2 separate regions of the Homo sapiens genome follow, and region 1 is linked to region 2. A link is a loop called in an ENCODE intact Hi-C map of the cell type or tissue named here. Cell type or tissue: CD4-positive, alpha-beta T cell. All regions are shown on one strand. Links, peaks and the distances in the headings refer to the core of each region. The heading gives the core; the rest is flanking DNA.

What was found. Hi-C counts contacts between places; a loop is a spot of excess contacts. Peaks named below come from ENCODE experiments on the same cell type or tissue, not always from the same donor. Only the 100,000 strongest peaks of a DNase experiment are listed, where the experiment ranks them.
Region 1: a loop joins it to region 2, with 5 times the contacts of the local background. A loop is called at or near these places in 2 of 110 quality-filtered maps.

Annotation. Positions count from the first base shown.
Region 1 is chr16:57,979,620-57,988,015 of GRCh38, forward strand. SPMIP8 (sperm microtubule inner protein 8) reads left to right here. Exons shown (of 8, transcript NM_199456.3): 3 at 4,684-4,745; 4 at 5,017-5,191; 5 at 5,587-5,648; 6 at 5,863-5,927; 7 at 6,290-6,322; 8 at 7,777-8,396. The coding sequence ends at 7,807. Among named protein-coding and RNA genes, the nearest start is that of SPMIP8, 7.3 kb to the left of the region's middle. RefSeq lists an enhancer at 5,591-5,740. In CD4-positive, alpha-beta T cell, for the core only: no CTCF peak of the experiment used is centred there; a DNase peak (open chromatin) is centred at 5,392; H3K4me3 peaks cover 1,698 bases; H3K27ac peaks cover 1,072 bases.
Region 2 is chr16:58,246,658-58,262,306 of GRCh38, forward strand. It overlaps CFAP263 (cilia and flagella associated protein 263), which reads left to right and starts at 3,279. Exons shown (of 9, transcript NM_014157.4): 1 at 3,279-3,458; 2 at 6,070-6,196; 3 at 7,341-7,502; 4 at 11,711-11,866; 5 at 13,197-13,277. The coding sequence starts at 3,358. LOC105371293 (a long non-coding RNA gene) reads right to left here and starts at 3,202. Exons shown (of 4, transcript XR_933630.2): 1 at 3,010-3,202; 2 at 2,436-2,747. RefSeq lists silencers at 3,110-3,589, 11,216-11,365. In CD4-positive, alpha-beta T cell, for the core only: no CTCF peak of the experiment used is centred there; a DNase peak (open chromatin) is centred at 3,264; H3K4me3 peaks cover 1,054 bases.

The DNA.
Region 1 (8,396 bases), core at 397-8,396, 270 kb before region 2:
AACAAGGCTCACTCCCACTGCCCCCGCATACAGGTAACCACCCCCCCACCACATTCTTAGTTTCTGATGTCTCTCCCTGGTTTACTAATGGGAATATAAACACATGTTATTTTGCTCCCCAACTTTTTATTACTGTTAACTGAAAACCCAGAAATTTGTAAATTTAGGCAGGGTACGGTGGCTCACACCCACAATCTCAGCACTTTGGGAGGCCAAGGCAGGCAGATCACGTGAGGTCAGAAGTTCGAGACCAGCCTGGCCAACATGGTGAAACCCCATCTTCACTAAAAATACAAAAATTAGCCGGGCGGGGTGGCGGGTGCCTGTAATCCCAGCTCCCAGGCTGAGGCAGGAGAATCACCTGAACCCGGGAGGCGGAGGTTGCGATGAGCCGAGATGGAGCCACTGCACTCCAGCCTGGGTGACAGAGCGAGACTCCATCTTCAAAAAATAAAAATAAATGTATAAGTTTAGAAAAGGAGACTTTATTTCTTACAAGGGGTTATAGCTGCCAGGTGGCCATCCCACAGGCTGGAAAGTGTGCCTCCAGCTTAAGCCCAAAGATAGGCATGTCAAAGGAGGAGGGGTTGGGTAAGAGCTTTATGTTCAAAGGGTTGGCTAAACATACATATTCAATAGTTTATAGGAGGAGCTATGAATATTCATGAAGATAGTACTGACATGGGCATATTGAACAAACATGCATGTAACATACAACCCATGTTCGCTTTGAGGTGGAGACTTAACCTTTAAATGTATTACAATTAGTCCCTATACGTCAAAAGTTCTTTTCAGGACGCGAAGCCCAGCAAGTGAGCAGCCTCTGTATGCTGGGCAGGACCAGTCCATGGTTGGTGGTCTTCTTACCTGGAGAAAGTTACTGAAATCAGCCTCTTATGCAATCAAAGGCATAGCTGTGGCTGGTGGATCAGGGGGTCAGTTCATCAGCATCTGTGAGCTGTATGAGTTGTAATTGTTTTAATATTGCTTATCTCAAGTCCAGGGCTAGAGAAAAAGAAAAACCTCATGGCAATTAAAACATAGCTTATTTATTTTTGTGTTTTGCTTTTCGTTTTGTTTTGTTTTGTTTTTTTAGACAGAGTTTCTCTCCATCACCCAGGCTAGAGTGCAATGTCAAAAACATGGCTCTTTACAGCCTCGACCTCCCAGGTTCAGGTGATCCTGCCACTTCAGCCTCCTGAGTAGCTGGGACTACAGGCACACACCACTATGCCAGGCTATTTTTGTTGCTGTTGTTGTTGTTTGTTTGTTTTGTGTGGAGACAGGGTTACACTATGTTGCCAGGGCTGGTCTCCAACTTCTGGGCTCAAGTGATCCTCCAGCTTCAGCCTCCCGAAGTGTTGGAATTACAGGCGTGAGCTACCACGACCAGCCTGTAGTTTATTCTTTAAGTGTAGGGGTGCGTGACTTAACCCTTGCCTGGCATGGCCTTAGGTCCTGTTAATAATCTGGTATCTTGGCCGGGCGTGGCGGTTCACGCCTGTAATTCTAGCACTTTGGGGGGCCAAGGCAAGTGGATCGCCTGAGGTCAGGAGTTCAAAACCAGCCTGACCAATATGGTAAAACCCTGTCTCTACTAAAAATACAAAAATTAGCCAGGTGTGGTAGTGTGTGCTTGTAATCCCAGCTACTGGGAGACTGAGACAGGAGAATTGCTTGAACCCAGGAGGCGGAGGTTGCAGTGAGCCGAGATCGCGCCATTGCACTCCAGCCTGGGCAACAGAGTGACACTCCGTCTCAATAATAATAATAATTATTATTATTATAATAATAATTATTATTATTATTATTATAATTTGGTATCTTATTGCCACAAAGAGTCTGTTCTCTTAGTCTTGTAATCTCTCTCTCTCTCTTTCTCTTTTTTTTTTTTTTTTTTTTTTTTTTTTGAGACAGAGTCTCACTCTGTCACCCAGGCTGGAGTGCAGTGGCGCTATCTCGGCTCACTGCAACTTCCGCCTCCCCGGTTCAAGTGATTCTCCTGCCTCAGCCTCCTGAGTAGCTAGCTGGGACTACAGGCGTGTGCCACTACGCCCAGCTGATTTTTGTATTTTTAGTAGACATGGGGTTTCACCATGTTGGCCAGGCTGGTCTCAAAATCCTGACCTCAAGTGATTGGCCTCCAAAACCACTGGGATTACAGGCGTAGCCACCGCACCTGGCCTTGTGATTGCTAGTTTAACATTAATGCTGGTCATTTATTGTGTCTAAACCGCAAAAAGGCAGGGGTGGAATGAAGCATGTCTGACCTCCTGTCCCATTATGGCTGGGAACTCAGTTTTTCAAGGTTTTGGGGGATCCCCTTAGCCAAGAGGGGGGTCCGCTCAGTCAATACATTGCGGAGACCTCAGGATTTTATTTTTAGTTTACATGATAAACATTTTCAAATGGAGAAAAGTTGAAAGAATACTACTATGAGTACCCACCACCTTCCTCCTGCTTCAGTTGATTTTTGCCATATTTTTGCTTCTCTCGCCCTCTCTCTTACATTCTTGGACACCCTTTAGCAAGCAGCTCCCAATGACAAAAACATCCTTCTACATGACACAATACCATTATCACACCTAGGAAAGCTAACAATACTTCTACAACATCTAATATCCAGACCATATTAAAATCTCCCCAATTGCCCTCAAAGATGTCTTTTCTGGCTTTAAAATGATTTTTTGGAACAAGAATTCAATCTAGGATTACGTATTTCAGTTACTTGTTATGTCTTTTGTCTTAGTCTAAAACAGTCCACCCAGTTTCCATTGCCCACCATCATACTGACTTTTTAAAGTCTCTAACAGTTGTGTTGTAGACAGTCCCATATGGTGAATTTGAGCCACTGTTTCTTCATGGTGTTTCTTATCTTGTTAATCTATTTTCTGTAAACCAGCAGCTAGGTGTAGAGATCTGAATCACCAGGTTAAACACTGCTGGCCAGAATCTTTCACAGGCGACAGATGCCGTGTTTGCCATAATGCTGCAGCAGGAGGCACAGAATTTCATTATCACATTATTTGTGATGCTAAGTTTGATTATTTGGTTAAGGTGATGACCTGAATATATATTCTCTGTTTCCAACAGTCTATGTTTAGTCTACCATTTTAAAGCAAACAGTAGGCCGGGCGCAGTGGCTCACGCCTGTAATCCCAGCACTTTGGGAGGCTGAGGTGGACAGATCACTTGAGGTCAGGAGTTCAAGACCAGCCTGGCCAACATGGTGAAACCCCATCTCTACTAAAAATACAAAAATTAGCCAGGCATGGTAGCACGCACCTGTAATCCCAGCTACTCGGGAGGCTGAGGCGTGAGAATCGCTTGAACCTGGGTGGCGGAGGTTGCAGTGAGCCGAGACCGCGCCACTGTACTCCAGCCTGGGCGACAGAGCGAGACTCTGTCTCAAAAAAAAATTTTTTTTAAAGCAAATGGTAGCATATTGTATATACCCATCTGCACCTTGGAGTTCTTGTATAGAGAAATTCCTCAACTTGTTAATTTATTTATTAAAAACAAGGTCTCGCTATGCCACCCAGGCTGGAGGGCAGTGGCATGATCACAGCTCACTTGCAGCCTTAAACTCCTGGGCTCAAGCAATCCTCCTGCCTCAGCTTCCTGAGTAGCTGAGACTACAGGCTCGAGCCACCATACCTGGCATTTTTTGTTTTGCTTGATTTCTAGGCACTCTTTCAATATTAAGGAATATTAATTAATATTAATATCTGTAAAATAAGTGGAAATATTTTTTCCATTTGTTTTTTGACATTTGTTTTTGCCATGTAGAAGTTTATTTTTATGTATTTAACTTATCAATCTTTTCTTTAAAGCTTCTGGATTTTTAATTAAAATTATTAAGGCCTTTCCCATCCCAAGATTATAAAAGAATTTGCCCATGTTCACTTTTTACATTGGAATCTTTGGAGTTTTATTCTGTTGCAAAGGTAAGATGTGAATACTATTTTATCTTAGATTTTTTTTAAGTTGTCAAATTAAAAAAAAATTTTTTAAGAGAGTCTCGCTCTGTTGCCCATGCTGGAGTGCAGTGGCGCAATCTCAGCTCACTGCAACCTCCACCTCCTGGATTCCAGTGATCCTCGTGCCTTAGCCTCCCTAGTAGCTGGGACTACAGTCGCGTGCCACCACACTCAACTAATTTTTCGTATTTTTGGTAGAGATAGGGTTTCACCTTGTTGCCCAGGCTGGTCTCGAACTCCTGAGCTCAAGTGATCCACCCGCTTTGGCCTCCCAAAGTGCTGGGATTACAAGTGTGAGCTACCGTGCCCAGCCTTTTTTTTCTTTTTTTGAGACACGATCTTGCTCTGTCACCCAGGTGGAAGTGCAGTGGCATGATCACTGAAGCTTCGACCTCCTGGACTCAAGTGATCCTTCTGCCTTAGCCTCCCGAGTACCCGGGATTACAGGTGCTCGCCACCATGCCTGGCTAATTTTTGCATTTTTAGTAGAGATGGTCTTTCACCATGTTGGCCAGTCTGGTCTGGAACTCCTGACCTTAAGTGATCCACCCGCCTCGGCCTCCTGAAGTGCTGGGATTACAGGTGTGAGCCATCGTGCCCGGCCTCAAAAAATTTTTAAAGTACAGTGTGGGCCAAAGTTCTCCTATGACCTCTGACCACTGGTGAAGGAGACACCTCTTCTCCCTTTCTCTTGTTTCAACAGATGAATTTGACAACGCCCATTTTACACTCCTTGGGGTCCCCAACAAACCCCTGCAGTGTTTGGTGAGTGTCCTTTGCCCTGCCCTTGGGTTTGCTAAGGGGCACCAGCCCCAAGCACCTCTGGTCCTGGGATCTACACCCCGCGCACCTTCTCAGGTGCCTGCTTGGGACTCCCGCTCCCCACATCACCCCATCCGGGTTCACGACTTCGGGCGCCCCCTCGGTCCAATGCACCGGGCCACTTGTCAACTGAGGCCTTTGGGATGGACTGGGATGGCTTCCCTAGGCTCCTGCGGCTACGGCCGCGCGGGCCTGACCCCCGTGGCCCTGTCAGGACATCACCGCCACAGGCCAGAAGCTTCGCAACAGGTACCACGAGGGAAAGCTGGCGCCCATCGCGCCAGGCATCAACCGAGTGGACTGGCCCTGCTTCACGCGCGCCATCGAGGACTGGTCCCACTTCGTGTCCTCGGCCGGGGAGTTCAAGCTGCCTTGCCTGAGGAAGCGAGGTCAGTCTACGGGCCGCTGAAGGAACTGCCGGGCAGGTGGGCCGCGGGGCTGGAGCAGGGAACGTGGACTGCGGACGGGAACGCAGGCGGCGGGCCAGGCAGAAACAGGGCGGGGCCGCTGAGATGAAGCTGTGGCACTTGCGGTGGGTGGAGCCGAGACGTGCGCGCGGATCTGGAGGCAGGACTGCCCTTGGGGAGGGGGCGGAGCCAGGCGGAGCCTTCGGGCCGGGGGCTTTGCCCTGGTGGGGCAGCGGAGGCGGGACCTGTTCTCCGTACACGTGTGGGTGGGGCTGGATTGTGGGCGGGGCTGGATTGTGGGCGGGGCTTAGATGAGGAGGCGGGGCTTGTCCTGGGGGGGGGCGGATGAGCGCTCGAGAGGGGCTTTCTGTTCGCAGCGGAGGGTCTCAGCGGCTACGCGGTGCGGTACTTGAAGCCCGACGTGACCCAGACCTGGCGGGTAGGGAGCGCTGCGCGCAGACCCGTCCCTGAGCGGGGAGCGGGGGTCCTGGTGGGGAGCGGCTTAAGCCGGGGGTTGAGGGGGGAGGAGACCCAGAGCAGGGCCTCCCAGTCTTCAGGACCACGGTCTCTAGCAGGAAGCCCTGTGTGGGGCGTGGGCAGGGCGTCCGTGCTCCCCCGACTCACCGCGCCCCTATCCCTGCTGCCCGCCTCAGTACTGCCTCAGCCAGAACCCCAGCCTGGACCGCTACGGACAGAAGCCCCTGCCTTTCGACTCCCTGTAAGTGACGCCACGCGCCCGGGGACCCCATATCTGGAGGAGGGAGGATGAGGTCTGGGCCGCTTTCCTAGCGCACAGGCAATGCCCCTTGAAAACGTGAGAACTGGGAAAAATTGGCTCCAATACACCAGAAACAAATTGCAATTTCAAATGAATACATGTGTAATTCCTACTAAACGGAGCACCTTGCCCTCCCTGACAACTCCACCCTTGCGGAGTGGAGGCGTTCGCATTGGGTGAAGGCGCCCTGGAACCCTTCAGGAGGGATGGCGGGGAGAGGGGGTGGCTCCCGAGGTCGAGTGAGGCGCCCAGAGAGGGTCGCCCCTTCCCATCTCGTGCTCACCCGCCCCGTTCTTTCCCAGGAACACTTTCCGAAGCTTCGGCTCCAGCTACAGGTAGGGGAACGGTCCTGTCCCGCCCCACAGCCAACCACGTTCTCATCCGACTGCTGGGGACAGCCTCGGGGCTCCCTGACTCTGAAACCCCCCTGCCCCAGCGAGGCCTGGCGAGGAGGAGGGGCCCTCCTGGGAGGGCGCGAGCTGCTTCGCTCTGGAGAGATCCGCCCCTGGCAAATGTGCAGCCCACTGGGGTGGGGGTGGACGCGGGAGGGGGTCCACATCCCACCAGGTTTGACTGGAGGAGGCCAAAAGGATAGGGCGAGGATGTTAACTAGAAGGAGAGAAAACAGACAAATAAGAAACACAAGGGAGAGAGCCGAGAATCTGCCTTTTAGGGTGCGGAGAGGCCCTAAGGGAGGGGGCTAAGTGGTCTTCCCGGCAGGGTCGCCCCACAAGTAAAGAGATAAGATAAGAACAAGAGTTCTTATCTCCAAGATAAGCACCTCTTGCAAGAGGTTGCAGGATACTCAAACATTTTCATAACTAAGCCATCTCTCACCCTCCCGGCCCCACTTTGTACACTCCAGCCAGACTAGACTCCCCCGAAACCCAGCAGACCAAGCACTCTTCACACCTTTGCCTGTGCTGTTTCAGCGCCTAGATGGCCCTTCCTCCTCTGCCTGGAAAACTCCTTCGTGCCATTATTATTATTATTATTATTATTATTGAGACGGAGTCTCACTCTGTCGCCCAGGCTAGAGTGCAATGGCCTGATCTCAGCTCACTGCAACCTCCGCCTCCCGGGTTCAAGCAATTCTCCTGCCTCAGCTTTCTGAGTAGCTGGGATTACAGGTGCGCATGACCAAGCTTGGCTAATTTTTGTATTTTTAGTAGAGATGAGGTTTCACCATGATGGTCAGGCTGGTCTCGAACTCCTGACCTTATGATCCACCCACCTCAGCCTCCCAAAGTATTGGGATTACAGGCGTGAGCTACAGTGCCCGGCCTCCTTCATGCTCTTCAAAGCCCAGCCCAGATGTGCCATCCTCCTTGAAGTCTTCCCCCACCCTCTGCCTCTCCCCACCGGCTCACACTCCCTCCCATTGGTCACTACCTTTGTGTCCCTGAGTATCGAGTGCAATACTCAGACTATTGCACTGTCATTATTGACAGAAACCAGCCTTCCCGTCTCCCACACGGGGAAACGTTTCTGGGTTTTGCTACCATATGATGCCTAACAGAGTAGGTTCACTAAATGATTGAAAAATGGGTGAAGCTGTTCATAGTTAGGTATCAATGGGAGAGAAGGATGAGGCACAGTCAAAGGAGGGAGGTTAGCTTGAAAGCTAAGGAGGACAGCTGAAAATACAGAAAACAGGGAGCCACTGAAGTCTCCTGAGCCACATAGAGGCTGGCTGGAAGCTGTGTTTTCAGATCCTAGAGGGGAAAAGCCTGATTTTTCCCCTAGGACACCCTGGAAACCCCCACCTCACCCCTACTTCTCTCCACAGTCGTGTCAACTACCTGACCCCCTGGCATTAATCTCTGGAAAGGAGGCTGACTCCCAGGCTGCCGGACGGTGCCACCTCAGGTCCCCTGGCCAGACAGAGGACTTATGGTGGCACCAGCCATCTCCCCAGGAGTTCAGCCTAACTAGAAATAAACCTAATGCTCCCTTAGAGACACACGCAATTGTCTCTGTCTGTGTGTGTTGCACAGCCTGGGAGAGGGTCAGGGCCACAGGATGACAGTATCTTACCCTTGCCCGTCCCCGGCCAACTCCTGGAGGACTGGTGGGGGGTTGGAGAAAAATGTCTGGTGACCTGGTTTGAGAGTCAGGGTGTAAGCCGCAAGGTCCAGCCAGAATTGAGATCCAAGAGCAAGAGATGTGCTCCAGCCCCTTGCCTGCAGCCCCACACCCAAGCCCCCTCCATTTCAGATCCTGAATTTGAGCCCTAAGAAGAAAGGGAGAGGGCTAGAAAGCTATTTTTAGGTGCCTTTTTGAAGCTCTTGTCATACTGGTGTGCTCTGGGGGGCTTCCCTGTGCCTGGGGTCCCCCTGAAGGTGTGGGAGCAGGCTGGGGCAAGGGGAGCTGGCCAGGCCTATGGCCTTGATTCCTGTGACGCAACAG
Region 2 (15,649 bases), core at 1-8,000:
GGGGCGACAGAGCGAGACTCCATCTCAAAAAAAAAAAAAAGAAGTGGTTAAGATGGTAAATTTTACAGGCCGGGTGCGGTGGCTCACACCTCTAATCCCAGCACTTTGGGAGGCCAAGGCGGGTGGATCACGAGGTCAAGAGTTTGAGAACAGCCTGACCAACATGGTGAAACCCCGTCTCTACTAAAAATACAAAAAATTACTCAGGCATGGTGGCAGGTGCCTGTAATCCCAACTACTCGGGAGGCTCGGGCAGGAGAATCGCTTGAACCCAGGAGGTGGAGGTTGCAGTGAGCTGAGATCACACCATTGCCCTCCAGCCTGGGCGACAAGAGTGAGAATCCATCTAAAAAAAAAAGATGGTAAATTTTATGTTATTATTTTTTTCTTTTTCTTTTCACCTGCCTCAGCCTCCCAACGTGCTAGGATTTAGAGGTGTGAGCCACTGCGCCCGGCCATGTTATGTATTTTTTAACCACAATTTTTAAAACATGTAAAGCAGCTTGACCAGCAAGGTGATCCAAACAATATTTTTGTTTGGCAAATGCAAACTTTAGTTCATACATGTAATATGTTACCAAATTAGAATAATATCTTTAAGATTGAAATTTATTCTTTGTGTTGGTTTGAGTCCTCCAAACCAAGATAAAATTAGACATGAAGAGATCTCTTTCTTGGGGAAATCGTCTGTGATGGACAAAGGAGAGGAAGCTGGAGTAGACAAGGACAGCCTCCCACTGTGATGACATCTGGGAGAGGACGGAGTGAGGGCCAGGGAGCAGGCATCCCAGATCAAAGCACGGCGCTAACAAAGTTCCAGCCAGCCTGATCGGGAGTCTTTGAGTCCATGATGCCAATTAGGCCAGGTACAGTGGCTAATGCCTGTGATCCCAACACTTTGAGAGGCTAAGGCAGGAGGAGCGCTGAAGGGTAGAGTTCCAGACTAACATGGGCAACATAGCGAGACCCCCATTTCTACAGAAAAACAAAAAACAAAAAACAAAACAAAACAAAAAACAGAGAGAGAAAGAAAAAAAAAAATTAGCCAGGCATGGTGGCATGCATCTGTAGTCCCAGCAACTCTGGAAGGTGAGGTAGGAAGATTGATTGAGCCCAGGAATTCAAGGCTGCATTGATCTATGATCGTGCCACTGCACCGCACTCCAGCCTGGGCAGCAGAGTGTGATCCTGTCTCAAAAAAGTAAAAATAAACTCTCCCTTCCAAAAAAAAAAAAGAACAGAGTTTCCAATTAGATGTGTCCCCTGGGGCCATTTCTCTCTCCACACAAAATAGATGACCAGCCACACCACCACTCACAACTCTGCCAGTTGGGAAGCTTTCCCTCTCTACTGTCTTTCACTACCTTTCGTGAAGTGGTTGTAATGCAGCCACTGTCCATTTTTGGCTTCCAAGCCAGCCCATCTGTAAACTGAGCTCAAGCCTTTGCCTTCTCTTCCAGGTGGTCATGAACTCCCCAAGCCCCTGCAAATATAGTGATAAATTTGAGCTGGGGGAGGGATCCTGGTGCAAATGTGGTGGGTGCCATGTTGGTCTGGGCTACCTGCTCATGCAGCTTACTCATGCTTTCTGGTCCTGCTGGAGCCCAATGCTGGATTAACCATTTCCATTTGCAATGGACTGAGGCTGGGCCTGTCCTGCTTAATAACTCAGCTGGTAGAGGGCAGGACTGGATGCATGGTCACTTGGTACCCCATATATCCAGCGTTCTGTCTCTACCAGGGTATAGTAACAGGCCAGGAGTTATTTCTCAAAAGACACGTAATTCTCTGCTGTGGATTGTATGGTCTTGTTTCAGAATCCTGGGTCCTTTATTGTGATTCTCCTGCTGGGTCTTGCTTTAAGATTCCTGCTGCATCTTTTTTCACCACTGACACCCCCAATGCCATAGAGTCTGTTGTATCACACAGCCCAGTTGGCAGGGCTGTTTGCATCATAGCCTCGAATTGCTACAGAGCCCATTCTTGCTCTGGGTTCACTTGGAGCTGGCATCTATTTATGTCACCTGGGGATAGCATCCATTTGTGTCACCTTGTATATGGACATATTAAGTATTGCTAAATGTGGTCTGCATTGTCCCTAGAACCTAAAGAGGCCTACCACCAGAGAGAAGGTGGTAGGGCTCCAGCTCTCTGCTGTCATCTCCAGTGATTCTATTCTGGCCCCAACCTTGTGCACCCTGAGCAGCAAAACAAAAACCCTCCCTCAGATCCAGGGAGTGCCTGTCAATGCTAATGCATGCCCCTTGCAGGGGAAGGGGGCTGACCCGCTCCCCAAGCACTTCATCACAGCTTGCTTTCTAAGCACATCCAGAGTTCACCCTCCCTAGGAGAAGTCTCCCCGTCCTGCCCTCTGTCCTCTTTCATCCCCATGGGGAGCAGAGAGAGAGCTCCTGTGTTGCCTCCCTGATCCTTACCATGTCCCACATCAGCGTAGAAGTTAACAGCATGGACTTTGGGTTCCACCGGAGCTTGATTCCATTCTTGAGTGGAATGGAACCTAAGCTACTCCATTCCTTGGTTTTCTGATCTGTAAGATGACGGCAATAATACCAACTGTACCAGATTGTTTTGAGGATTTAAGGAGATGACTACGATGCACAGTGTGACGCATGATGTTGCTGTCATCACCCCAGGTTCCAGCGGCTTGTTTAGAGGCTGTTTCACTCATTTAATTGGAAGCTCCTTGAAGATCAGAATGGTCTTTTCCAGACATTCCCCCTAGGATACTAAGGACACAGTAGATATTCAGTAACTATTTAGGGATGTCTCTTGAATGTATACCCATTTTTATCAGCCACGTTTTTTTCCTTCCAGAAATGCAGGATGTTAATATCTGAGAGGAGCTGCTGTTAGCATGTAGGAAGCACCAGGTGGTGAACAGAGCAGGGGCCTCCCAGTGGGACAGGGGAAGAAGGACACTATGATAAATCGTGTTAATTTTCTAGGCCCCAGTTTCCTTATTGGGAGAATGGAGAGATTGATAGATACCATTACAAGGTTGTGGCGAAGGTTTTCATAAACTATGCTTAACACGCTGCCAAGGACACAGTAAGGGCTGAGAAACAGCAGCTGCTATTATTACTATCAATTTAAGAGTTATTGTTAAAGAAGTGAAACTGAACGCGCTTAGGTGTGCGCTCAAAGCCAGCAACCTGGCTGGGTCCGCACGGAGACAGGCGGGGCAGCGCGGGGAGGGGCCACCGGAAGCCCCACCCCTTTCCTCGCGTCCGGTCGCCCGGGCAACGCGCCACCGCGTCGCAGCCGGAGTGACGCGTGGCCGCCGGCACCCGGAGCTCCTGGGCACACGGCATTGGCAGGGGCCGCTTCGGCAGAGTGATGACTGATGATGAGTCCGAGAGCGTCCTCTCCGACTCCCATGAAGGGTCGGAGCTGGAGCTGCCTGTTATCCAGCTGTGCGGGCTGGTGGAGGAGCTCAGGTACCGCCGCCCGCGCCTGGGGGCCGCCCCTCTTCCTCCTAGGCCCTCCTCTCCGGGCGGCCTCGGACTTGGGGACCAGCATGGAGAAGATCCAAGCCCTCACTGAGCACTGGGGAGACTTTTCCTCTTTACTCCTTACTCCACCACCACTGAGCCAACAAGCTGTTGGTGGAGCTAGAACGGGGTGGTAGGGCGAGGGGATGGGGCCGGTGGTGAGAAGCCCAGAGGGTAATTGGGGAAGTGAGGGTTTCAGCCGGAGGAGTCTCTCTCATGCCAGACGGTGTGCTTAGCCGATCCACAATTCTACAGCAGCAATTTGGACCAGGTGACTTCTAAGCCCTTTTCTGATGCTAAGATTCTATGATAAGGCTGGGCGCGGTGGCTCACGCCTGTAATCTCAGCACTTTAGGAGGCCGAGGCGGACGGATCGCTTGAGGTCAGGAGTTCGAGACCAGCCTGGCCAACATGGTGAAACCCCGTATCTACTAAAGATACAAAAATTAGCCAGGCGTGGTGGCGCGTGCCTGTAATCCCATCTACTCTGGAGGCTGAGGCAGGAGAATCACTTGAACTTGGGAGGCGGAGGTTGCAGTGAGCCGAGATTGTGCCACTGCACCCCAGCCTGGGCAACAGAGAGGGACTAAGTCTCAAAAAAAAAAAAAAAAAAAATTATATGATAAAACTAACACGGCAGCAGAATAGAAAGCAAGCTATTGAGATGGTTTTAGTATGAGGCAATGTGTGCCTGAACCTGGATATAAGCATGGAGATGGACAGTAAAGAATGGCCCGATAGTCTGCGTTTATTTTGTTTTATTTTATTTTGCAGTCTGCTTTATATATTCTACTATAGCAAGTAAATTGGATATAAAGATTCCATGATGTAGTTAAGATTAGTTGTACAACTTACTGGTCTTGCACAGAATATCCTAGCTCTAGCAGCTGAATAGATGTTACTTCTATACATCTACAAATACTTTAGGTCAGAACTGAGGTATTATTACTAACAGCTCTCATTTTTGAGTGTTTCTATGTACCATGCATTTACATATATGATCTTATATGATGACACTGCAACCCTAGGAAGTGGGTAAGGAAACAAAGACGCAGAGGTGAAGTCACTTCCCTAAGTTCACACAGTCAGTGGTAGTGCTGGGATTCAAACTCAGGTGTGACTCCACAGACTACATACACCTGGAGCATGCTCTATGCTGAAAAAGCAAGCTACTTTGATAGATTGTGTTTTCCATTCAGCTTTTTCCACTAGTTTGTTTTGTTTTGTTTTGTTTTTGATACGGAATCTCACTCGCTCTGTCGCCCAGGCTGAAGTACAATGGCATGATCTCGGCTCACTGCAACCTCTGCTTCCCAGGTTCAAGTGATTCTCCTGCCTCAGACCCCTGAATAGCTGGGATTACAGGCACCTGCCACCACACCCAGCTAATTCTTGTACTTTTAGTAGAGATGGGGTTTCACAATGTTGATCAGGCTGGTCTCGAACTCCTGACCTCAGGTGATCCACCTGCCTCGGCTTCCCAAAGTGCTGGGATTACAGGTGTGAGCCACCACACCTGGCCCCACTAGTCTTAAAATTCAGCCAAACAGGAATTATTAAAAGTAATAGCAAAAACTGCAATTACTTTTGTACCAACCTAATAGATTAATAACACATGAAAACATCAAAGCTGTTCTCTCTCTCATATACATATACATACATATGTGTGTGTAACACACACACACATACACACGTATGAGAAGTTAAGAAGTTAAAAAGGTTATAACCTTGGCATATACAGGATAAACTAGGTATGTTATCTCTTCCTCTGTTCAAAGTTTTCCAGAGTTTATGATAAACTTCTGGTTGATACTTTTCATCTATTGGGTACTGAAAATAAAAGAACTGAAAAACAAACCAAAGGAAACATCTGAAGATTGTGGGTGTGTTTAACTTCAAGAATATAGTAATTCAGGTTGGGCACAGTGGCTATTATTGCCTATAATCTCAGCACTTTGGGAAACCAAGGTGGGAGGATCACTTTAGGCCAGGAGTTCATGGCCAGCCTTGACAACATAGCAAGATACCACCTCTACAAAAAAAATTATAAATTAGCCAGGCATGGCATTGTGCACCTGCAGTCCTAGCTACTTGGGAGGCTGAGGCAGGAGGATTGCTTGATCCCAGGAGTTCCAGGTTACAGTGAGTGCAACAGAGTAAGACCCTGTCTCTTAAACAAATAAAATATATATATGTATATATATAATATATAGTAATTCAGAAATAATCTCCCACATGGGTTCAATGATACTTGAAGATGAAACCTATGAGAATTTTCAATGTAATACTAGTGTTCTGAATTTTGTGGCTCATTAAACATATTAATAAAAATATCAAATATATAGCACTTACTATGTGTCAGGCACTGTGCCAGAGGCTTTGTCTTCCTTATTGGAACCCTAAAAGTTAAGTGCTATTCTTAATACCCATTTTATAGGTGAGGAAACTAAGGCACCAAGGGGCTAACGGGTTTTGCAGGTCTACTAGTTATTAAACACTAGTTATTTGAGGTTTAAACTCTTATTACTAGAACTTACTCAGGTACCCTGTCTTGCAGCTATGTAAACTCTGCTCTCAAAACTGAGACTGAGATGTTTGAGAAATATTACGCTAAACTGGAGCCCAGGGATCAGCGACCTCCACGATTATCAGAAATTAAAATATCAGCAGCAGATTATGCACAGGTACACAATGGAGATCTAGATCATTCTTTTATTGTTTGTCACCTTAAATGCAAGTGGTATTTGTTTATCTGCCTTTGGTGCGCCCTCTGTGGCCAATTGACCATGGGACCTTCTCCCTGTTTTACTTTTGATTTTTCTTTGCCCTCTAGGGTTTCTCTTTCAAGTGACTGTGAAAGAAACTGGGTTCAGTTAATAGTGGATTGACTCTCCCAGCATATCTTAGTTTACTTGAAAGAATTCCCTTTGGCTAGGTGCAGTGGCTTAGGCCTGTCCCAGTGCTTTGGGAGGCTAAGGTGGGAGGATCACATGAGACCAGGAGTTCGAGACCTTCCTGGGCAATATTGCAAGACCCCATCTTTACAAAAGAAAATTCTTAAATTAGCCAGATGTGGTGATATGCACCTGTAGTTTTAGCTACTTGGGAGGCTGAGGTGGGAGGATTGCTTGAGCCCAGGAGTTTGAGGCTGCAGTGAGCTATGATCACACTGCTACACTCCAGCCTGGGCAACAGAGCAAGACTCTGTCTCAAAAAAATTAAAAAAAAAAAAGAATTCATTTAAATTGAGGGACTCAACTGTTTACAAGGCCCAGCCAGCCACCTAAATGAGGAAAGTGGGCCTAGCACAGGCCCTTGTCTCAAAGGGGTTATCTGTATAGGCTTATCCTTTGAGGGCCAAGCAAACCCATATGTACCCTGGACCACCCGCTTCTGACCTTTGCCTTAAATGCATAGAAAGTCCAAGATGTTTGTTTGTCTGTTTTGCTGAACACAGTCCCCCACGGATGCAGTTTCTTTCCTGTGTTCAGCTCAGGAAGTACCTCTGAGCTTTCCCCTGTCTTTGACTTGAATGCTAGTCTATAGCAGGTTCACAGCCTTTCCACCTTCAAGACGTTTACCCTTATTTATTTTCACTTCATTGTCAAACATAGGCCTTTGAAGTATTTAGTGCAGGGGCTTAGGATGACTTGAGAAATAAATGTCAGCTCAGGCCTAATATCCAGCATCCTTTTACCATGAATTTGTTCTCCCTGGCTGTCACTCTGGGGAACTTCTAGCAGGTCAGAGGATCATTCTGATGCCTATCTTGGGCTGGTTCATTACCAATTCCTCTTTGACAATGGCTTTGTTTCTCTTGGGTTGCAGTTTCGAGGCAGGCGTAGATCCAAATCCCGGACAGGTATGGACCGTGGGGTAGGCCTGACTGCCGACCAAAAACTTGAGCTGGTACAAAAAGAGGTTGCGGACATGAAGGATGACTTACGACACACAAGGGCAAATGCGGAACGCGACCTGCAGCATCACGAGGTACACCTTCCTGCCAGCGCAGCCTGTCCTGCCCAGGCTCCCCACCTCTACCCCACTGAGAGGTATCTAGAGTGGGTTCATGTGATTGTTGGGGCTTTGGAAGAAACACAGGTAGGATGAAGCGAATCCAGGGCCTATCTTCAAGGAACTTACCACCTGCTTGTGGGGACAACACATTTTTGAACATTTTTTTAATGGGAAATTTCAAAAATACACGAATGTAGAGAGGCTAGCACAACAAACCCCTATGTATTCAACACCTGGGTGGAATGATCATCAACATATGGCCTCTTTTGGTTGATCAACTTTCCCTTCATCTGGCTGGGTTACTAGGAAGTGAATCCTAGTGAATCTCTGTACATATTTCAGTATATATCTTTAATATATGAATTCTTTTAGAAGATATAACCATGATAACCCTAAATGCTCTTAAAATTTTACAGTAATTTCTTTTTTTTTTTTTGAGGTGGAGTCTCGCTCTGTTACCCAGGCTGGAGTGCAGTGGCGTGATCTCAGCTCACTGCAAGCTCCGCCTCCCGGGTTCACACCATTCTCCTGCCTCAGCCTCCCTAGTAGCTGGTACTGCAGGCGCCCGCCACCACACCCGGCTAATTTTTTTTGTATTTTTAGTAGACACGAGGTTTTCACCGTATTAGCCAATGGTCTCGATCTCCTGACCTCATGATCCGCCTGCCTCGGCCTCCCAAAGTGCTGGGATTACAGGCATGAGCCACTGCGCCGGGCCTACAATAATTTCTTCATAATACAAGGGGTTTGAGGTTTAAGTCAGTATATTAGGGTTCTTGAGAGGGACAGAACCAAGAGTATACATGTATATATGAAAGGGAGTTAATTAGGGAGAATTGGCTCACGTGATTACAAGGCAAAGTCCCACGCAATCGATCGGCTGTCTGCAGGCTGTGAAAAGAGAGAAGCCGGTAGTGGCTCAGTCCAAGTCTGAAAGCTTCAAAACCAGGGAAGCCAATGGTGCAGCCTTCGGTCCGTGGCCGAAGGCCCTAGAGCCCCCAGGAAGCTGCTGGTACAAGTCCGAGGGTCTAAAGGCAAAGAACCTGGAGTCTGATGTCCGAGGGCAGGAGGAGCAGAAGCAATTGTCGGGCATGGGAAGAAGAGGGAGAGCCAGAAGACTCAGTACACAAGCTTCTTCCACCTGCTTTGCTCTAGCTGCTCTGGCAGCCAATTGGATGGTGCCCACCCACACTGAGGGTGGATCTTCCCCCCGCCCAGTCCACTGACTCAAATATCATTCTCTTCTGGCAACACCCTCACAGTCACACCCAGAAACAATACTTTACCAGCCATCTAGGCATCCCTGAATCCAGTCAAGTTGACACCTAATATTAACCATCACAGTCAGTGAATTGAGTAAAAAGTCCCTAGGTCAGCATTTCTTTCTTTTTTTTTTTTTTTGGGATGGAGTCTTGCTCAGTTGCCCAGGCTGGAGTGCAGTGGTGCGATCCCAGCTCCGCCTCCCAGGTTCACACCATTCTCCTGCCTCAGCCTCCCGAGTAGCTGGGACTACAGGCTCCTGCCGCCACCACACCCAGCTAATTTTTTTTGTATTTTTAGTAGAGACGGGGTTTCACCATGTTAGCCAGGATGGTCTCGATCTCCTGACCTTGTGATCCACTCGCCTCAGCCTCCCAAAGTGCTGGGATTACAGGCGTGAGCCATCGCGCCCGGCCCCTAGGTCAGCATTTCTATACGGCACACGTGCCCATGGTTTGTGCCCTGTTACAGAACAATATAGTAGTGTCTCTTAGTGAGTCCAATACAGTCAGTTTCCTCCAGAGAAGAAACATCACTGTTAATTCGGTTGCCCACAGGATGACGTTGTTGGCTTGCATTTGAGAGCCATGTTGTATGAAAAGTAGATACTTCTGTTCTATTTCTAAAGTTTTCTATTTTTCTGTTTCTAAATGTGGGCATTCGCAGAATCACACTCGTCTCAAGAGGGACCAGTCAGTAGACTCATGTCTCCCATTGATGCAACCGTCTGTATCACATCAACTGATCCTGCTCTCCCACCCCTCCTCTCTCTCTTTCTAAACATGCATTGTTGAATTCTAGCAAGTTAAAGGAGCTTGGGATGTGGTAGCATTATCCTGACCCGCTAGGTTGTGCAATGTGAGCATCAAGTGCAGAGATCAGAGATCAGTATGGGCTAGAGTGGTCAAAAAGAATTTGTTGAGGAGGTAGGGCTTAAAAGAGACTTGGCATGATCTTGAAGAATGATGGCATCTGTTTAAAGCACAGGGAAAGAAGGGCACCCCAGGTAAGGAGAATGACATGGGCAAGGCAGTGGAGGTGGGCACAAGCATGACATTGAGGAGGCCGGTGTGATTAGAGAAGACGCTACTTTGGAGGCTGCTTTAGGAAGTCAGGTTGAGTAAGGCAATGATTTCTTGACAGCCATGCCAAGGAGTTTATCTTTGATGTCTTAGAAAGCTGGACCCCACTGAGGATACTTGAGTAGGAGAGCAATGTGTTGAAAGTAGCATTTCAGGTGGGTTGATGTTCTACCATGTGGAGATGATGGGGCTGGAGCCTGAGGCCGGCCAGTGAAAATGCTTTTGCCTCTTGGTGTTCAGAAAAAAAGTCTGAACTAGGATGATTTGCAGTCTGGCTAGAGATACCATTCCATTTTATTTTTTATAGTAATATGTGTGTGTGTGTGTTCTTATTTCAAGGCAATCTATGTTGTAGAATGTTGAAAAATACAGTTAAGCTAAAAGAACATTTGAAAACATTCACAATTTACCACTCAGAGGTAATTTCTGTTGACTTTCCATTTACCTCCTACAGTTTAGATAATTTTCTATGCATATATGAATTTCTTTTTTTTTTTTTTTTTTTTTGAGACGGAGTCTCGCTCTGTCGCCCAGGCTGGAGTGCAGTGGCGGGATCTCGGCTCACTGCAAGCTCTGCCTCCCGGGTTCACGCCATTCTCCTGCCTCAGCCTCCCAAGTAGCTGGGACTACAGGCGCCCGCCACTACGCCCGGCTAATTTTTTGTATTTTTAGTAGAGACGGGGTTTCACCGTTTTAGCCGGGATGGTCTCGATCTCCTGACCTCGTGATCCGCCCGCCTCGGCCTCCCAAAGTGCTGGGATTACAGGCGTGAGCCACCGCGCCCAGCCTGCATATATGAATTTCTTCCAAAAATAGTATCATGTTATTTTGTAAACTGTATTTTTCACTTAACAACATCTCTTTACGTCAATACATATTTTCATTTTATAACATCTTTTTTTTTATTTTTAAGAGATGGGGCCTCACTGCGTTGCTCAGGCTGGAGTGCAGTGGCTATTCGCGGTCGCAATCATAGCACACTACAGCCTCGAACTTCTGGCCTCCAACAATCCTCTTGCCTCAGCCTCCTGAGCAGCTGGGACTACAGGCACCATACCTGACTTTATAATATCTTCTTTATTTTTTTTTCCATTTTTCCCCCCAATACTCAGGCTTGGAAATATAAAGTCTTTTTTTTTTTTTAATAACAGAAATATAATAAGAGTGCCTATTTATTTCCCCACTAATCCATCTCTCTAGATGTAACTGTCATTCATGTTTTGATGTATATCCTTCCAGATATTTTTAATGGATAAATAATTTCAAATATGGAAATACATATTTAGATAGATAGCTTGGCCAGGCGCGGTGGCTCATGCCTGTAGTCCCAGCACTTTGGGAGGCCGAGGTGGGCGGATCACCTGAGGTCAGGAGTTCAAGACCAGCTGGGCCAACTTGGTGAAACCCCTTCTCTACTAAAAATACACAAATTAGCCAGGCGTGGTGGCAGGTGCCTGTAGTCCCAGCTACTCAGGAGGCTGAGGCAGGAGAATTGCTCGAACCGAGGAGGCGGAGGTTGCAATGAGGTGAGATTGTATCACTGCACTCCAGCCTGGGCAATAGAGCGAGACTCTGTCTCAAAAAAAAAAAAAAAAAAAAGATAGATACCTGACACCTGTTTTTGTTTGCTCTCTTTTTATGGATTCTATTTTTTTGAAGAATGCTTTTAACTAATAACATTGATATAGTCAAGTTTGTATCTTAAGGATATGTTCCTAAGACTAAGAAGAAACATAATATTTTGGGACACAAAGAGGCCTGGGAACTTAGGTTTTCTTAGAAGACACATCCTTGAAGATTGCTGGAAACGTTCTTCTCTCTTTGTGCTGACTCCCCCAGGCGATCATTGAGGAGGCTGAAATTCGATGGAGTGAAGTTTCGAGAGAAGTGCATGAGTTTGAAAAAGATATTCTAAAAGCCATATCCAAGAAGAAAGGGAGTATTTTGGCCACTCAGAAAGTGATGAAATACATTGAGGACATGAACCGCCGGAGGGTAAGTTGGCAGACAGAGCTTAGAAAGGGAAAAAACATTCTTACAGGGATGTTATGGAAATCATCCATGTGAAGCAGCCTAGCTCCCTTTGGTCCACCATAAATGTTGCCCACATATGCGGATTTTCTTTGCATCCCTGAAAGTGTATGTGTATATGCATGTTTTAAAATGTATGTTTATGGCTAGGTGCAGTGGCTCATGCCTGTAATCCCAGCACTTTGGGAGGCTGAGGCGGGTGGATCATCTGAGCTGGAGGACCAGCCTGGCCAACATGGTGAAACCCCATCTCTACTAAAAATACAAAAATTAGCTGGGCGAGGTGTTTGTGCCTGTAATCCCAGCTGCTCGGGAGGCTGAGGCAGGAGAATCGCTTGAGCCTGGGAGGCGGAGATTGCGGTGAGCCAAGATCATGCCACTGCACTCCAGCCTGGGCAGCAGAGCAAGACTCCGTCTCAGAAAAAATAAATAAATAAATAAATAAATAAATAAATAAATAAATAAATAAATGCGTGTTTATCAAGGCTAACACCAGCCAGGCAGGAGGTATACTAACAGTACCTCAGATTGATCTCTGTTTTTTGTTTTGTTATTTGTTTCAAGATCTGATATATTTTCTTGAGAAAGGTATGAGACTGGTCTGGTCCAGCCTATCTAGAGAGGTGACTGTGGAGTAGGACAGGTAAATCTCTTTTTCAAAATTTTAAAAAAACCTTTAAAAAAATTGTTATAGAGATGAGGTCTCACTGTGTTGCCCAGGCTGGTCTTGAACTCTTGGGCTCCAACAGTCCACCCACCTTGGCCTCCCAAAGTGCTGGGATTACTGGGTGAATCTCAAGCTCTTTGAGATCCTTTGTTATCAGGAGATGGACCTTGGGCTGTTATGAGAAAAAAGGAGAATTTGGGGGGTAACCTTCATTTCCAGAGATTTTTACAACACGTCAAGCTTTAGATCCTGGAGACAAGGTAGGGTTATTACTAATCCTAATATGTTAACAGTAATAAAAATTATGTAAACTACCGTGGGAATACAAGACCAAAAAATCGTAAGATCATTTTGTCAGGAAAGGCCCCTACAGTAGCATACACCCAAATAATCTTGAATTTGAAAGCAATATAAAATTTGCATGGTGCAAAACCAGTGTCCTCTGCTTCTTGGTCATGAAATGTCATACCAGCCCCAGCTTGAGTAGAAGTAAAAGGACCTAAAATAAGTGACAGAATGTTAGGGCTCAAGGTTTGGTTTGCAGCCCCAGAACCATCCACTTTTCAAACCAATGGGAAAAAGGAGAGAAATGGATTAAATGCATTAAAATATGCCTTTATGTTTTAGGATAATATGAAGGAGAAATTACGTTTGAAAAATGTTTCTCTCAAAGTTCAGAGGAAAAAAATGCTTTTACAATTGAGGCAGGTATGTGGTCCTTTTTCTCTCTCTCTCTGTTTCTTTTTAAGGTTACTGTGGTAGGCTGAATAAGGTTCCCACCCCCACCCCAAAATATCCATATCCTAAACCCTGGAATCTGTGAATACATTAACTTACATGGCAAAAAGGATTTTGCAGATGTGATTAATTTAGGATCTTGAGATGGGGAGATGGTCTTGAATTACCTGGGTGGGCCCTATATAATCTCCCTCCTTATCAGTGGGAAGCAGGAGGGTGGGAGAAGCTATGATAACAGAAGCAGAGATCAGAGTGATGAGCTTTCATGAGAGGGAGAAGGGGTCAGGAGTCAAGGACTGCAGACAGCCTCTAGAAGCTGGAAATGACAAGGAAACAGAGTCTCCCCTAGAGCCTTGGGAAGAAATGCAGCCCTGCTGAGATCCTGATTTGAGCCTCCCAACCCATTTCAGACTCCTGACCTCCAGAACTGTAAGATAATAAATTTGCATTAAAACCACGAGGTTTGTGGTGATTTGTTACAGGAGCAACAGGAAACTCATATGATGACTGTGCAGGCAAATCAGAGGTTTTCTGTAGACAGAGTTGGCGTGAATTTAAAAGACCCTCAAGACATACTTGTTGGCCCTTTCTGGGAATATGGCCTGGTGGCACAGTTATATGTGCTTTGGTGTGTCTAGCATCGCCATCAGCTGACCCTAATGGCTCCTGATGAAAGGCAGTAAGGCAAACATGGTTCCATCCTTTCCTAGCTCAATATTTTTATTATTAACTTGAATTTGGGCACTGGTAGCATGCTCATCAAAGGGGGCTACTGACAAGGACACAAAACTGGGCAGGAGAATTAACATGTTGGGGGACTATTGCTTGAGTCACTCGGGATCCAGAAAGACCTCACCAAGCTGGGACAGATTTAACAGCATGAAGTGATGAAGGACAAATGTAACACCCTGCACTTTTGATCCCCCAAAATATCTGTTCAGGTACAGGATGGCTTAGCTGTAGAGTACCTGATAAAGTCAGCTCAGGTGGTGGTGATGCTATGGCCTAGGCTGCGTTCATAGAAACACAGTGCCCAGACCAAGGAAGGGGTAGCCTTTCTCTACTCTGTCTGAGCGGCCCCTACCTGGAGTGTCATGTCACAAGGTGAGCCCCACCCTTGAAATAATTGGTAAACTAGAGTTCACATCGGAGAGCAAGCCAGATGTCAGGAATAGAAACCATATCCAAGAGCCTGGGACTGATGTGCCCAAGGAGAGAGGGTCCAGGAGGGCCACAGCCACTGTCTCCAAGTGCTCAGGGCTGCAGCAGGAAGGGAGAGCAGAGCTGGGGCTGTGGATGGAGGTGTCAAGGAAGGAGATTTGAGTTCAGCGCAAGAAAAAATTCTGCCGTGAGTGGTCCCAGTGGAACTGTCTGCAGATCATCAGTTCCTGGTACTTGGAGGTTCATGCAAGCATGGGCATCAGGAAGAGGGGCTTTAAGCTGGAGATGGGGAGTAGATGGATGATCTTTAACCTTAATGCCGCTGCTACACAAAGATAACACAGACACGGGCCCTGCCCTTGCGAGCTCATAGACTAGTGGGCAGCAGTGTCACGAGAAAAGGTGTATATGTGTAATTGTATACAGAAGCTACATACCAAGGACCACAGAGCTAAAGCTTCCAGGGGCTCAGCAGAGAGAGGGATCACCCTCTGGTGTGGAAAACAGGTTGGGAGCATTGGAGCTGGAGGAATGGTTGTACTGGGGCTTAAGGAAGTTGTGTTGTTTTGGGAAGGGGAAGAAGATGAATCCCAGGAGATAGCACAGACAGCATGAGTGAGGCATGGGAGTGAGGAACAGCAGTTCCCAAGTTGGGCTGTTGTCTACCACAGATATAAAATGGCATAGACCTGGCAGGGCTGGTAAAGTGGGCCAGGTCAGGGAGGGAACCTTATACACTCATGCACTGCAGTGCAGAAATATCAGATGATCAAAGGAGGGGGAAATCGGTGGGCTGCTTGTCCTGGGTTTTTCATGTTAAAAACAACTTTTAAATGGCCTGATTCTTACTCTTCCTTCATGGTCCTGTTTAGGCAACACCCACTGTGGGATGCCCTCTGTGCGTGACTCGGTCTTTCTTCCTCCCCTGGCCTGGCTTAGGGACTTCTGTGTGCCCTCTGCCCCCACTCCCCCACATGCCCCCCGAACAACACATCGCACTGCACCACACTGTTGAGTCAATGGCTTGTTGGTAAACCCTCATATGCACTGCCTGGGGCCAGGGAACATTGTATTTACTTAAATCTCTACACCCAGTGCCTAACACCATGCCTGGGACCAAACAGATGCCCAATATGTGTTTGCTGAATGACTGAATGATGACTGACCTCCAAAGTCTTGTC